4 separate regions of the Homo sapiens genome follow, and all the other regions are linked to region 1. The links are chromatin contacts, found by Hi-C or POLR2A ChIA-PET in ENCODE. All regions are on one chromosome and are shown on one strand. The core of a region is the stretch at or near the end of the contact, and the rest is flanking DNA. Distances in the headings are between cores, read along the strand shown. Region 1 overlaps NEDD4 (NEDD4 E3 ubiquitin protein ligase). Region 2 holds the start of CCPG1 (cell cycle progression 1). Region 3 holds the start of DNAAF4-CCPG1 (DNAAF4-CCPG1 readthrough (NMD candidate)). Region 4 holds the start of PYGO1 (pygopus family PHD finger 1).

What was found. A loop is a pair of places that touch in the nucleus more often than their neighbours do. ChIA-PET counts read pairs that join two places held with the same protein, here RNA polymerase II (POLR2A). Pooled maps may share reads with other maps.
Region 2: a loop to region 1 is called in a pooled map of psoas muscle, with 2.3 times the contacts of the local background. The contact joins the promoter of CCPG1 here to the enhancer-like site in region 1. A Hi-C loop is called at or near these places in 2 of 50 pooled maps.
Region 3: a pooled map shows a loop between it and region 1 (2.7-fold over the local background). The contact joins the promoter of DNAAF4-CCPG1 here to the enhancer-like site in region 1. A Hi-C loop is called at or near these places in 2 of 50 pooled maps. POLR2A ChIA-PET finds 5 or more read pairs at or near these places in 2 of 52 experiments (A549 and H1).
Region 4: a loop to region 1 is called in a map of endothelial cell of umbilical vein, with 13 times the contacts of the local background. The contact joins the promoter of PYGO1 here to the enhancer-like site in region 1. A Hi-C loop is called at or near these places in 1 of 168 maps with a recorded cell type or tissue (endothelial cell of umbilical vein) and 1 of 50 pooled maps. POLR2A ChIA-PET finds 5 or more read pairs at or near these places in 2 of 52 experiments (SK-N-SH and activated naive CD4-positive, alpha-beta T cell).

The regions. Positions count from the first base shown.
Region 1 is chr15:55,895,859-55,899,536 of GRCh38, forward strand. All of the region lies in intron 5 of NEDD4 (NEDD4 E3 ubiquitin protein ligase), which reads right to left. Among named protein-coding and RNA genes, the nearest start is that of NEDD4, 96 kb to the right of the region's middle. Within about 2 kb of position 1,898, at least 16 of the 41 ENCODE cell types and tissues checked have a DNase peak (open chromatin) inside an H3K27ac peak, as active enhancers do; they include endothelial cell of umbilical vein, where a contact is called at or near this core.
Region 2 is chr15:55,407,109-55,410,786 of GRCh38, forward strand. It overlaps CCPG1 (cell cycle progression 1), which reads right to left and starts at 1,251. Exons shown (of 9, transcript NM_001204450.2): 1 at 1,113-1,251. PIERCE2 (piercer of microtubule wall 2) reads left to right here and starts at 1,387. Exons shown (of 2, transcript NM_001198784.2): 1 at 1,387-1,678. The coding sequence starts at 1,661. The region is part of intron 8 of DNAAF4-CCPG1 (DNAAF4-CCPG1 readthrough (NMD candidate)); the gene reads right to left. RefSeq lists enhancers at 471-750, 1,111-1,380, 1,431-1,630.
Region 3 is chr15:55,496,156-55,499,833 of GRCh38, forward strand. It overlaps DNAAF4-CCPG1 (DNAAF4-CCPG1 readthrough (NMD candidate)), which reads right to left and starts at 2,429. Exons shown (of 16, transcript NR_037923.1): 1 at 2,052-2,429; 2 at 1,557-1,704. DNAAF4 (dynein axonemal assembly factor 4) reads right to left here. Exons shown (of 10, transcript NM_130810.4): 2 at 2,052-2,429; 3 at 1,557-1,704. The coding sequence starts at 2,174.
Region 4 is chr15:55,586,688-55,590,365 of GRCh38, forward strand. It overlaps PYGO1 (pygopus family PHD finger 1), which reads right to left and starts at 1,658. Exons shown (of 3, transcript NM_001367806.1): 1 at 1,148-1,658. The coding sequence starts at 1,196. LOC124903497 (a long non-coding RNA gene) reads left to right here and starts at 1,863. Exons shown (of 2, transcript XR_007064647.1): 1 at 1,863-2,132; 2 at 2,616-3,678. RefSeq lists silencers at 1,430-1,479, 1,560-1,679.

The sequences.
Region 1 (3,678 bases), core at 648-3,147:
AGTTTATTTCCTACAGAACTTTAGGAACTTAGATTTACTAATGTGCACTGTGGTATTCCAAGATACAGCATGTGGCATTATACAAACCTATCTGTCAATGGGGTAGGTTTTATACGAGGCATCTTACAGACTGGTGAGGACCACATTTCAAAAATACTGGTCCAGAGGAAAAACTAAATTCCTTGGCATGGAATTCTAGTTTGTTTTTTCCAATCTACCTTGCAGCCTTCTATTAACAAAAGCCCCCCAATAGCTGCAATGATCCTATATTTTGCCCTCTCAAGCTCACTCAGCACACCCAGCTCAATGCCATTTTATTCACTTTTGTCTTTATTTATTTTGAGACAGAGTCTCACTCTGTTGCCCAGGCTGGAGTGCAATGGCACGATTTTGGCTCACTGCAACCTCCACCTCCTGGGTTCATGCAATTCTCCTGCCTCAGCCTCCCCAAGTACCTGGGATTAGAGACATGCACCGGTATGCCTGGCTAATTTTTGTATTTTTTTGTAGAGATGGGGTTTTGCCACGTTGGTTAGGCTGGTCTCGAACTCCTGGCCTCAAGGGATGCACCTGCCTTGGCCTCCCAAAATGCTGGGATTACAGGGTGAGGCACCATACCTGGCCACAATGCCATTTTAATAAAAATTTACCTGATGATACTAAATTGCTAATTTCCTCCTCTGTAATTCTACTTCCCTTTGTATCTGTTTTTAATATCTGTATTATAGTTCTCTTGCACTCCAACCAGACGGTAAATTCCTTGAGGTCAACAAATACTAGTGACTAGCTTCTAGAGTCAGGCTCCAGGTTAAGTTCAGGAGGGTATTTCTGGTATCATGGAGCCTCCAGTCATGCATGGTGGACAAATATGCATATATAATTAAAATCTGTGTAAAAACTGCAAAGGAAAAGGATAAAATTCTATTCATGTATATAGAAATGTTAAGGAAAACTTTTATTCTTTGTTATAGCCCAATGTGCCTTACCTTTATAGTTTTAACATAATTTATCTATTTAAGACCTAAAGATAAATTCTAAATTATTAAACATGATAATTTATAAATATATTTGTATATATTTATGAATATACAATTTATAAAATATTAAATATGATTATTGACATGGCTTTTTTTGAGATGGAGTCTCACTCTGTTGCCCAGACCGGAGTGCAGTGGCACAATCTTGGCTCACTGCAAGCTCCACCTCCCAGGTTCACGCCATTCTCCTGCCTCAGCCTCCCGAGTAGCTGGGACTATAGGTGCCCGCCACCATGCCTGGCTAATTTTTTTGTATTTTTGTAGAGATGGGGTTTCACTGTGTTACCCAGGATGGTCTCGATCTCCTGACCTCGTGATCCGCCCGCCTCGGCCTCCCAAAGTGCTGGGATTACAGGCGTGAGCCACTGCGCCCGGCCGATATGGCATGTCTTAATGGAAAACTCTGCTGTGTCATCTTCGTCTTACTTAATCCTTCCTTTGTAAACATTAGCTATTTAGACCTGAGGAAGTACTCTAGGACGTGGAGGGAATTTTCCAAGAAGGAAATAGGAATAGTTCTAGCATTACAAAACTAAATCAGGAGTTGTGACAGGAAATGCTGCAATATCAAAAGAAGATGGTATCAGATTTCCTTTGACTTTTCAATCACTAGATTCTTAAAGTCCCACTTTGCCCATTTCAAAAGGGTCAGTATGTTCAACTTGGAGCAATAATAGTGAGGGTCGAATGACCTGCTCAACTCCCTGCAATCTGACTGCCTTCTTCAACCTGGCCTTACATTTAGCTTTCTGCCAGCAGTTTGACAGCCTGGTAAGGTTTGGGCTCCAGACTGGTTTATTAATTCCCTGCCCATGTGTCCTCCTGGCCTTGACTGTGGCTTATGTTCCTGCATCGTTTACTGTCTTTCCTGCCTCAGGGACTGAATTGTGTTTGCTTCAAGTTGTGGCAAGTTGTCTTCCTTACGAAGGGGTGATCCAAGCTTTCCCCTATACTTTTCCCCAGGCTTCCACATCCGGTTCCTGACCTTTCCTGCCCTCTAGTGGCCATGAGCCACACTCCCATCCTTGGCTGTGGAATCTGCACACAGTTGGTAAAGTTTGACAGATTAGAATATTTTACGTGAATTTCTATTATTCAAATGCCATGATATTATAACCCTGATCTTCCATTGACATTACCCCACAATTAAAACACACATCCATGAGAGGTGAAATCCACAACTCAAGTGGACTTAGATTCAGATAAAACTACCCCACTTAATAGTTTAAGTATAATCTAAGAATGTTTACACAATGTTCCAAAAGGAAGGTTAAAAATAATTCCTAAGTTTTTCCATATAGTGTAAGGCCTACCAACACACTGCACATAGTTGGAAGTCACTATTTAGCTCATCATTTGGTTGTTAGATTTATTGCTCCAGATTCCGGTTTTAATCATTTTCAAAGGTAAATGAATCTAAAAGTTACAAACTACTGAACTTCATATTCAATTTTTTCTATGTATTAAACAACACTAGCATTAGTGGGCCTGAAAACACTGTTAACAACTCAGGATTTATGAAAGTTTTCAGTCTACAGACTTTACTGAGATTATCCTCCTGCAAACTTCCTTAATTCACGGGCAAGCAGCCTTGATGCTTACAATAATTTCAACACTCTGATCCTTCTTTAATAATTTCAAAACATCTTATATATGTTCTTTGTCTTCCTTGCCTAGACTGCCCTATCAGAAGTTGGGATAATATCTTCTGCTCTTTTGTATTTCACAAAAAGAACTTTTTTTTTTTTTTTTTTTTTTTGAGACAAGGTCTTACTTTGTTGCCCAGGCTAAATACAGTGGCACAATCGTAGCTCAATGCAACTTGGACTCCTGGGCTCAAGTGATTCTCCTGCTTCAGTCCCTGAGTAGCTGGGACTATAGGCAAGCGCCACCACACCTGGCTAATTAAAAACAATTTTTTTTTAAATAGAGACAGGGGTCTCACTCTGTTGCCCAGGCTGGTCTTGAACTCCTGGGCTAAAGTGATCCTCCAATCTCAGTCTCCTAAGTGCTGGGCTTACAGGCGTGAGCCACTGTACCTGGCCAAGAAAAGACCTTTAAAAAGCAAAATCTGTTTGTTAGATTTTTAGTAGTCTTTTTCCTATTCATTAACAAATGGTAGTAAGCACAAATGATGCACAGTGATCAGTGAAAACAAAGATTTCTTCTCAGTACAATAAACACACTGCAAGAAGTATGTGTAAAGATTGTACATATGGCCAGAGAATATTTCTAAACAACAAACAAAATAATTATCAAATAATTCCCAAAGTAGTTTTTCTTCTTCTTTTTAATTCTCTCTCTCTCTTTTTCAAACCTTGGCACAAGACTACATTATGTAGTGGCAGAATAAAATGTTTTCTATAAAAAGTTTTACTTTTTGAAATGAATAGCCTTTTATTAGTTTTTAAAAATGTATTTCAGAAGTAGAAACTGATTATTCTTACAATTTGATTACCTGGTTATCTGATCAAATGTAAGTTTAGCTGATCTATAAACAGTTTTTAAGATTTTTTCCAGGGTTGAAAACTCATATGATTTTTACTGAAGACTATAACATATCAATGAAAACAGGAAAAACGGGGATGTGGGTTACTGTTGCTTAAGAAAATAACTCAACAAACCCCTTTAAAACCAGTAT
Region 2 (3,678 bases), core at 1-2,500, 490 kb before region 1:
TCCCAGATACTCGGGAGGCTGAGGCAGGAGAATCGTTTGAAACTGGAAGGCAGAGGTTGCAGTGAGCCGAGATCGCGCCACTGCACTCCAGCCTGGGCAACAAGAGCGAAACCCTCTCTCAAAAAAAAAAAAAATATGAATTAAAATAATACCCTCACCATCTCCATCTTCTGCTATATGACCTGAACTCAGAAAATAAAAGTAAACCATTCACACTGGATGTGTGTGATAAATATCCCCTGAGACGTGTGGGACCCAATATGATTCTAATCTTAAAAGATACGATGCAGTAATAGCGATATTTCAAGCACTATCCTGTAGATTGGAGGAGACAAATCTAAAATTCATAGTACTATATAGTTAGCTATTCTAACTACAAGAATGCCCAACTGTGTTTTTCAATAAAAGTAGAGCAGAACAGTGCAAACTTCACCACTCAATAAAATACCTTACTTGGCGCTCCCAATAGTGCTAAACATAAACAACGCGTACAAGGCACTGCATGGGACAGCTGCTAATGAGGACAAATCGATTAGGGAGACCAAAGCTAAAGGAGGCCACTGGAACTGGAGAAGGATATGGAGAGGTATTTGATCATCATCAGGCTGGCGTGCTAGCGGAAGTCTCCGGGCATTATTTAATATTTAATCTTTCTATTCCTGACATCACGGGGGCTCAAATGTCATCAAAAGACAGGCTGGCATTAAACCCGGCAGGGTGACGCACATAACATCTTACCATATGGATTTTCATCAGTCCAGACCGACAAGCACCTCAAAGCCTGCCCAGTGAAGGAAGAAGGGTGGCCCAGGCCGTCAGCTCTCCCACCCTTGGCGCGCAGTTCGGTATAGCACTCGGGGTTTGGAGGCTGCAAGACCACCGGACCGGACGCCCCAGGGTCGGCTCGGGCCTCCGGAGCTGTGCACTCGCGCACGGCCCGAGGAGGTCGCCCGTGCGGCCGCTGACACCAGGCGTCAAGTCCCCGCCCGAGCAGCCCCAGCCTAGGAGGCGGACCCCGCCACTGCTCCTCTACTGAGCCGAGCGTGTCGGCCAGGGACTCAGACAGTCGGCACAAACCCCCTCCCGGGGTCTAAGCCCGCCTAGTACAGTACCTGAAGGGGCAGCGCCACCTCCGCCCGATTGTGCTGGCTGCCCCAGTGGCGGCGGTCACAGCTCGGGCGCCAATGACGCCTCTTATAAAAACAACCTGCTCGCAGGCGTCTGCAGCCGGCAGGCGGTGACCGGCTGGGCGCCGCAGTGCATGCCGTGACGCGTAGTCCCGCCTGCGCCTCCTGCCCGGCAGCGGTGAAGAGAAGAACTACCACTCCCGAAGTGGAGCGCAGGCCGCCGCCGGGCGGCTGCGGGAAGCTGGGCCAGGCGGCCGCAGATCCCCACAACATCCGGGAGCCGGCGACCACTTCCAGTTGCTATGGTTACGAGTTGCAACCTCCAGAAAGAATTCGTGGTTTCACCCGGGAAAACAGCTCCCCGGATTAAACGGATAGGTTTACACATACTGATCCACCCAGCTATTCATCTTCTGTTTGCTGCTTTAATTGGGTGCGGTTAAAAGGCCACGTCCCTAGGCGTTCACCGGCTTTCTTGCCATCTGCTGCATGAAAACTGACTTTGCCGAAAAAATTAACAAAGAAGAGCGAAAATGACAGACCGCAACCGGGTGAGTTTAGGCAGAGGGCTAGATGTTTGGGAATGTTGGTATTCGCTAGTATAATTTGAGGCACCACCTACTCCTACCACCCCCAACCCCACAACCCCGAAAAGCACTTTACAAGGCAACTACTGAGCTTTTACATTTACACTTGTAAATGCACGTTTCCTTAAGTCCGAATAGCCTCTGAAGGTGTAAAGACCATCGAGATTGTATGCATTCATACCCTACTGTTGCAAACTGTTCAGTGATGGTTTTGAACAAGAAAAACGTACTTTGTTAATTGTATACTTATTTAAATTGCACTGTGTCAAAGAAGGGAGTTGTTTTGAAAAAGGATTTGGTGGCCGGGCGCCGGGGCTCAACGCCTGTAATCCCAGCAATTTGGGAGGCCGAAGCGGGTGGATCACCTGAGGTCAGGAGTTCGAGACCAGCCTGACCTACATGGTGAAACTCCGTCTCTACTAAATACAAAAAATTAGCCAGGAGAGGTGGCGCGGGCCTGTAATCCCAGCTACTTGGGAGGCTGAGACAGCAGAATTGCTTGAACCTGGGAGGCAGAGGTTGCAGTGAGCCGAGATTGCGCCACTGAACTGCAGCCTGGGCAACAAGAGCAAAACTCCGTCTCAAAAAAAAAAAATCTTACATTTATATTCACTCTTTACAGAAGCAATAAAAAGTTTAGGTTTCATTCTCTGTCCCCTAATTGTGGTAAAAGTAAATAAATAAATGGAAAAATTAATAATAAACGTAAACATTAGCAAGGAAGACGGTGGACCTGAGCAGAGACAAAAGAGTGCCTCAAAATTAGACCTTTTTTATTTTTTATTTTTGCTTTTCTATTAACTATATTCAACATCAACAGTGACATCAAAAAATCTTAATTTTATAATTACAGCTTCTGCGATGGGCATTATTAATCAATGGCTTGTTTTCATTTATCTTTTTAAATGTATATGTATCTATACCAAAGGACTTCGAAAGGTCAAAGTGGTCTGGCTTTCTCTAACTGAAAATTAAATTACTAAGAAAGCTAATACCAGCTACTGGTAGATTTTTATACCTTTCAAGCCACTTTCACAGGCCAATTTTAAGATGTAATTTCTTCTGAAAAATCATTTACAATTTTAATTAACCTTTTTATCATTTAATAAAAGTTGATGACATGTGGCAGATAATTTGAACTCATCCTTTTATTATTCTTTGTATTGGCTATTTGTTTCGTTCTTAACTATAGTCAGTTTGAACTCCACATTTTAAGAATATCAGGTTTGAAGAAGGTGAAACCCATATTAGAAAACTGCAGTGGTTGTCTATGATGTAAAGTATAAAGCAATGGACCTTTTGTTTCTGAATCTATAAACATTTGTGAATTATCCTGGAAATCTAAAAAATTTTTAATTTAAGATTTAGCTTTTCCAGATTTTATGGTACTAATTATGCCAACAAAGTTTATCAGCTAATTTGTCTTCTGTTTTTACTAGATTTCGTTTTCTGCATTATGTTTTGAGCCAAAGCTGAACGAAATTCTAGAACCAGTAGTAAAGAGGGTCATTTGATAACAAGAAGAGTTCTCAGCTGGGCGCGGTGGCTCATGCCTATAATTCCAGCATTTAAGGCCCAGTACTCTGGGAGGCCGAGGCAGGCGAATCGCCTGAGTTCAAGAGTTCGAGACCAGCCTGACCAACATGGAGAAACACTATCTCTACTAAAAACACAAAATTAGCCGGGCGTGGTGACGCATGCCTATAATCCCAGCTACTCGGGTGGCTGAGGCAAGAGAATCGCTTGAATCCGGGAGGCGGAGGTTGCAGTGAGCCAAGATCACGCCACTGCACTCCAGCCTAGGCAACAAGAGCAAAACTCCATCTCAAAAAATAAAAAAATAAAAAAGAGTTCTCAGTGACTGAAGGAGATAGTATTAACAACAACAACAACAAAATCTACAAGTTGCCCTGGGCAACCTGCTTAGGTGCCCATAAAAGTAAATTACAGTGGTACTTTTCTGC
Region 3 (3,678 bases), core at 1,179-3,678, 400 kb before region 1:
GGGAGGCGGAGGTTGCAGTGAGCCGAGATCGCATCACTGCACTCCAGCCTGGGTGACTGAGCGAGACTCTGTCTTTCCAAACAAACAAACAACAACTGGGGATTTCAACTTTGGCTGCACATTATAATTCCTGGAAAGCTTTTCAAAACTTCCAACACCTGAGTCCTATTCCCAGAAACTGATTTCACTGGATTAGAGTATTATTTTAAAATTCCATAGCTGATTCAAATATGTAGCCAGGGTTGGGAACATCTGCTCTAGAGTGAAACTGCTAAGGCTCCAGTTCCAGGCTGCCAGTCACTAGCTGTGTGATTTTGCCAATTACTCAAACTTTCCATATGTCAGTAGCCTCCCCTGTAAAAAAAGGGTAATAATACCTAAGTGACAGGTTGTTTCATGGAATTACAGGCATGTTAACACCTAACGCAAAGTTAAGTACTCAATAAAGGCTATATATCAGGAGGGCTTACCCTTAAGACATGAGCCCACATCTTCTGCTTAATGTGCTCTAACTTTGACTAATTCAGCCTTTAGGTTTATTTAAATGGCTGCTGAAGCACTGTATCACTTAAATTAGGCTCATAAGCCTTTTTTTTTTTCTAAAACAGCAATTGAATGAGTTCAGGATATGCCACCCCAAAATATGCTGCTTTCATATAGCGATCATTTTGAGTTAAAGGCACTTGAAAGCAGCAAATGCAGGGAGAGGTTTTGCCAGAACTCCTCTTATCTGCCTAAAAACAGATTTTCCAAAGGAACCCAAGTGTCATAAATCTCTTCCCCTGGAGTTTCATTAACCAGGGAATATTGACTATTCTCCCAGAAAAGGAAACTACAAGTCAACACCACACTCTGACAAATTTTGTTAAAAGCTATCACATTTCCTATCTATTCTTCTAAGGATCCATTCATCTTTCCTAAAAATCATTTCCTGTTCTAAGCGGCCTACATCCCCTCCCCCTTCCCCTATTAAGACAGTCCCTAAACTCTCAAATCTCACCGCTTGGGGGGTATTCACTTTTTTCCCTGTGATGCCCTCAAGCACTAATATTAAAAATTCATAAATTTCTATACATTTTCTTCTGTCAATCCTTCTGTTGTTAGTTTATTTTATAGACCCAGCTATTGAACCTTGGAGAGTAAAAGGAAAGTCTATCTGGCCGGGTGTGGTGGCTCGCACCCGTAATCCCAGCACTTTGGGAGGTCAAGGCGGGTGGATCACTTAATGACCGGTCAGGAGTGTGAGACCAGCCTGGCCAACATGGCAAAACGCTCTACCAAAAATACAAAAAAATTTAGCCGGGCGTGGTGGCGGACACCTATAATCCCAGCTACTTGAGAGGCTGAGGTAGGAGAATCCCTTGAACCCCGGGGGCAGAGGTTGCAGTAAGCCGAGATCATGTCACTGCACTCCAGCCTGGGCGACAGAGCAAGACTCTTAAAAAAAAAAAATCTATCTTCCCCTACACAATATAGGTGCTTCAAAATAAAATTTTTTAAAAGGTCTGAAACCGAAAAGGTACAACCAGATGAACATCTTTTAATAAAGAACTTACCACCCGTCACAGAAAGGGTCTCCCACATGGCCGCTTCTTTTTTATACAAGGTGAAGACAATGGTGTCATTCCCAATCTTTGCTTTGCTGCTCTCATCGTCTATGGGAGCATAAAGAAATGCCTCAAATAAAAATGGAGGAAAGTTGACCTATGCAGAAGGGTGAAAACAGAAACTAAGTTAGTTACACAAATTAAGCACGCGTATTAAGAAACACGTGAAAAAGGTAAAATAACTTTCTAAAAGGCCCACTAAATTTATGCCAGGTAGTGAAAGATTAGCAAGGCATATGAGGAAGCCCTGGATAAAAGTAGTCTCTGATCTGATTATCTGTCTACAGATGGTGTGTTACCTGTATGGGATTCATTTTTTTAATAGGATTAAAAATTTAGGACGTTTATCGGCAAAGATGAGCCTGTTGCTCGTGCCCAGCTGCGCTCTTGCAGAAGCTTCGGACCACACCCCCGGAGACCGGCAGGCAAGACTTGCATTCTTACCTTCAGATAGTTTTCCGTGCAGAACACGTCCGTGTCTCTGACGCACACGCCTTTGAGGGGCAGAGACAGAAAGACCGCAGTCTTCGTCTGCTGCCAGCTGTAATCGCTAACCTGAAGAGGCATTCCGGTAGCAACGGGAGCGGATAGCGCGGCTGGTTGCTTCTTGCGCCTGCTTGGTTGCTAGGGAAGCTGGGGTTACCATGCGCCAGCCCTTCCGGGTCAGGCCGGCCGGGAGCCCGGCGTTCCCAGCGTGCTCCGGCGCCAGCACCTCGCGGACTCCATGCGTGACTATCCAGGCGCCCAGACCAGAGAGTGATGCCGATTCTTGGGGTTACCTTACGATCTGAGCGAATGTTCAAAGAAGTAGACCCATACCCTCTGCTTGAGAAAAAAAAAAAAAAAAAAAAGCACTCTGTGGGTCGGGCGCGCTAGCTCACGCCTGTAATCCCAGAACTTTGGGAGGCCGAGGCGGGCGGATCACCTGAGGTTGGGAGTTCGAGACCAGCCTGACCAACATGGAGAAACCCCGCCTCTACTAAAAATACAAAATTAGCCGGGCGTGGTGGTGCATGCCTGTAATCTCAGCTACTCTGGAGGCTGAGGCTGAGGCAGCAGAATCGCTTGAACCCGGGAGGCAGGGGTCGCAGTGAGCCGAAATCGCGCCATTGCACTCCAGCCTGGGAAACAAGAGCGAAACTCCGTCTCAAAAAAAAAAAAAGAAAAGAAAAAGAAAGAAAGAAAAAAAAAAGCACTTCCAGCCTCATAATGCGATAATGCTAAGGAGGGCTGTGGGCATAAGGCTCGGGAAAGCAGCCCATGAGGAGCAGGTGCAATGCCCATACGCCCTTGGTGCAGTGTCTTGTCTGTTTATTCTGACTGAGGCTATTAAGAGTTAGCGCTAGTTGTTCTGTTTTGCAAATTTCTTGGTCATACAGACTGTGAACAAATGTGAACCTGAAAGAGCCAATCCGTCAACATCCAGAGCGGCTAACTGGGTCTAAATTTAAAATAGAGACACGTGGTCATTTACCTACTAGAGGTCACACATGGACTCTGCGTTCTCCCCAAACCCACACCTCTGTTGAGTGTTGGGTCTTATAGGGCTCACCTGCCTCAACCAATCAGGGCTCAGCTGTATCAACCAATCAGAACTAAGTGCGGTTCAATCGTTCATTTGTATAAACGAACCTGACTGGGAACCTGGGCAGAAACTTTTGCTGTAAAACCCAAACCCTCCCTTTGTTCTCTGGAATGCACCTTTGTTTTACACCTAAGGCTTCAACTCCCCAGTTTGCAAACTGTTCCCTGAAATAGTTGCTTTGCTCCAAATTCCTCTTCAGAAAACGTTTGTTCACAACACATACCAGGAGCTTGTCTAAAACTATTGTATCCTGCAAATCCTATTAACTGTAAGGCCGCCAAAAGCACCTATATAGGTTTTGCTCCAAAGTTTGAAAACTGAAGAGAAACCACCCTATGATTCATCTGACAAATGCTTTGCTACAAATCTGGAATAGGGTAAATTGGAATTACACTGACACATTCCGTAAGTGCTTAAGTAGAATCTGAACTTAAGTGCTGCAGAGAAGCTTGAAGATTATGTAGTCTTATTCTACATATTTAAGGA
Region 4 (3,678 bases), core at 408-2,907, 310 kb before region 1:
TTGCTTTTCAGAGACTGCTCTTCCCACGTGAATTCATATGGCCCTGGCTCTATCATTTCCTTTAGGTCTTTGCTCAAACATTATCTACCAGGTGAGCCCTTTCATGATCACCTTACATACAATCCATACTTCCCATCCCCACACATATTTCCTCTCCTCTATTCCTGTTTTGTTGTCCACCATACCACCTACGATTTGACATTCTGTATCTACTGTTTATCATTTGTTTATCCCACAAGAGGGTGAACTCCTACTGGATGAAGATTGTCTATCTGCTTTGTTCACTGCTGTATCCCAGTAACAAGAACAGTGTCTAGCACATAGTAGATGTTCAATAAATATTTGCTTAATGAACAGTGAGTACTACTCCAACTCTAGAACTTTCAGTCTTAACCTTATTAAGAGCTAAAAGGCATCCCCCAATTTCCGGGTGGCATTTGACTTTTGTGAACTTATATGCAGTATCTTTTGTTTGACACATGGTTCCCTCTGATTTTTCTTAGATGATAGTAACACGAAAGGAAAATTCCTAACCAGTGCGCAAGAAAGAAGAAAATCAACCATGCATAACACTGATTTTAGATAATATCTTATCCATAAACCAACAGAGAAAATGCCTTCTGAATTTGTAGCTTCTCCTCTTAAACCTACGGAAAATAAACTGAATATTTGTTGCCTTTGCCGGGGTGGGGGGGCGAGAAGGGGGCCAGGAGAGACGTGAAAGCCCAGGAGCCCTTCTTCAACAGCATCAACTCTTGTGTACTCCAACTTACTTTTTTTGAGGGGGTGGGCACCGTTCGAGGTCTCTGCCAGGGGGTGTCTGTTTTTCACCCTTTGAGGTGCCTATTGTGCTGTCTTGAGAACGAGGAGAGGTGGGTGAGGAGGGGGTAAGAAAGGATGCTGCTTGCGGCTCCAACTGCCTCCGAACACAAAGTCGGGAGGCGAGGGATCCGCGCGGATGTCTCGGGGGCCAGCGGGCGCCCGGGCCGCGCGCTCGGATCGCAGCCTCGGCCCCGGGGTGCCGGCGGGACGCGGGCTGCGCGGACTTAGGCCCGGACAGAGCCCCATGGCCTCCCGGCGGCCGGGCACGGGGCCCCGCGCACCTCACTCACCCCGGTTCCCCCAATCCGGCACCCTTCTCGGTTACCTCGAACTCTCTTCAGCGAAATGGGATCCTTCTCCTGTTCTGCTGACATTACAGACCGCAAAGCATGACTCCCCCCCAGGCCGCGGGAATTCGGTCTCTTTGATGCTGCGGCGGCGGCTCCTCCTCCTCGCGGGGCCGCTGCGGCTGCGAGGCAAGCCTCGGAGCCGAGGCACGGCCGAGGGCGGTGGGGACGCGGGCCGACTTTGCAAAGTTTGGGAGGAGGACGAGGCCTCGGGGCGGCGGGGCGGCGGGGCGGCGTGCGGGCACCGGCGGGGCTCAGCGGCGGTGGCCGGGAGCGCGGCCTGGGGGCGGCCCCCCACCCGGGGCCGGCATGTGCTGAGGGCGAGTGCGCCGCCGCCGCCGCCGCCTCCTCCCACTCCTTCTTCTTCGCCGCCGCCTCAGGAGCCGCTGACAGGGGAAGCAGGAGGCTCGCGGCCCGGCCCTGGCGGCACACTCACAGCGCCCTCTGAGGAGGAGGTCTGCTCTCTCGCCGCTCCCGAGTCGCAGACACAAAAGCCCCCAGACTGGAGCCGCCTGTAAAACCCGCTCTGGGGCGGGCGAGGGACGTGGCGCGGCCCCGCGGCTTCCCCGCCCTGAGCTCCCCAGCCCCGCGCGGGGACGGGCTTCGGGGGGCGGGGGCCGCTGCCTCGTCCCGCGGCGCCTCCCGCCACCGCCGCCGCCTCGCGCTCCGCCTCGGCCCAGCCCCCACGGCCCGCGCGCGCCTCTTGCTCCAAGCCGGGGCTCGCGGGCCCGCGGCTCTTGCAGCCCGGGTGGGCAGCGCGCGCCTAGGGGCCGCCCCGCCCCGCGCCCGGCGCTCCCTCGCCGACCGCCAGGCCCGAGAACGCCCGACCCCGCGGCCGACGCTACCGGGCCCAGCTTTCGCAAGGAAAGGGCATCTCCGAACTTCGTCGGAGGCCACAGCAGCAGGCGTCTCGGCCTCGCAGCTAGGGATCGGAAAGATGAACGTACCATGCGAGGAAACTTTGTAAGCGGGAGCTGGAGAGTTCTCGGCGGGCATGTGGGGATCCAGATTCCCCGACTCCGTGTCCGCGTGGCCGTGGTGTGGACACCTGTCTGTAGAATGCCTCCACTTGGTATTTTAACGACTTGACTCTTCAAGAAAGAGCGACGTAGAATAAATACCAGAAAGGACGGTGGGCGGGGGAGGGGGGAGCGTGGGTAGAAGCGGTGACGCGGCTGGATCTCATTTAGACGTTAAATTTTAGGAGGAACACCCCCAGTGTGATTGTAAATTAGATGTGATCACCGGTCCACATTCTTCAGTTGGGCTGTGTGACCGGAGGCGACTTAGGTAACCTCTCTGGGTCTCAGTTTTCTTGTCTATAAAAGGCAGTGGGGCTACATCTCGAAGGTCTCTTCTAGCTCCGACATTGTTTAACGCACTTCTACGAAATTGTTTTCCCTGGTTTTTGTTTTTTGTTTTTTGTTTTTGTTTTTGTTTTGCTAGGTTTTCTGGTTATCCACTGGGCTTATTTTGATGTAAGAATCACCGAAAAGCACTCATGAAGCGTGGGAGGACACAGAACTAGCTACAGACAGGAGTCTCGTCCTTCCGGAGACAGACACCCAACTCATTCAGCTGCACAGTGTCACAGAGAACAGATGTTAACATGAAGCCAATGTACAGCCTCAACAGCTGCATACCAGACAATCGCCACAGCGGCTGATCGTCGTTAAGACATAGCGTGGCCGGAGGCAAATGTTACCCTTTATCTAATAAGGGTGGTCTGGAATTATGGAATTCCTGATTAGAAGAGTCAGACTAGGACAGGCTAAGGAAAATATTCTTACAGGAAGCACTCTGAGGAGAAGGTTCCTCCTAACTAGAATGTAAGCGCCATGCAGGCAGGAATTTTGACTGGCTCACTGCTGTATCCTCTGGTACCTAATACTGAGTAACACATAGTAAGTGTTCGGGAAAATATTCATTGATGTATGAATAAAGAGATTTGAAGTGGCCCTGGGACGACTGGGGTGGCAGGGCTTTGGTAAGTGTAATAAAGCCGAAGCAAATGGTAATATAATAAAGCAGATTGGGGGCCGGGCGCGGTGGCTCACGCCTGTAATCCCGGCACTTTGGGAGGCCGAGGCAGGCGGATCATGAAGTCAGGAGATCAAGACCATCCTGGCTAACACGGTGAAACCCCGTCTCTACTAAAAATACAAAAAAAAAATTAGCCGGGTGTGGTGGCGGGCGCCTGCAGTCCCAGCTACTCGGGAGGCTGAGGCAGGAGAATGGCGTGAACCCGAGAGGCGGAGCTTGCAGTGAGCCGAGATCGCGCCACTGCACTCCAGTCTGGGTGACAGAGTGAGACTCTGTCTCAAAAAAAAAAAAAAAAAAAAATTAAAAATAAAGCAGATTGAATCTAATAATCTATGTTATAGGGTGGTTGGAGGAAAATTTGAAAGCACTTTGGTAAGTCAACAAAGAAATGAAGGCCAGCTGTGGTGGCTCACGCCTGTAAATCCCAACACTTTGGGAGGTTGAGGCGGGAGGATCACTTTAGCCC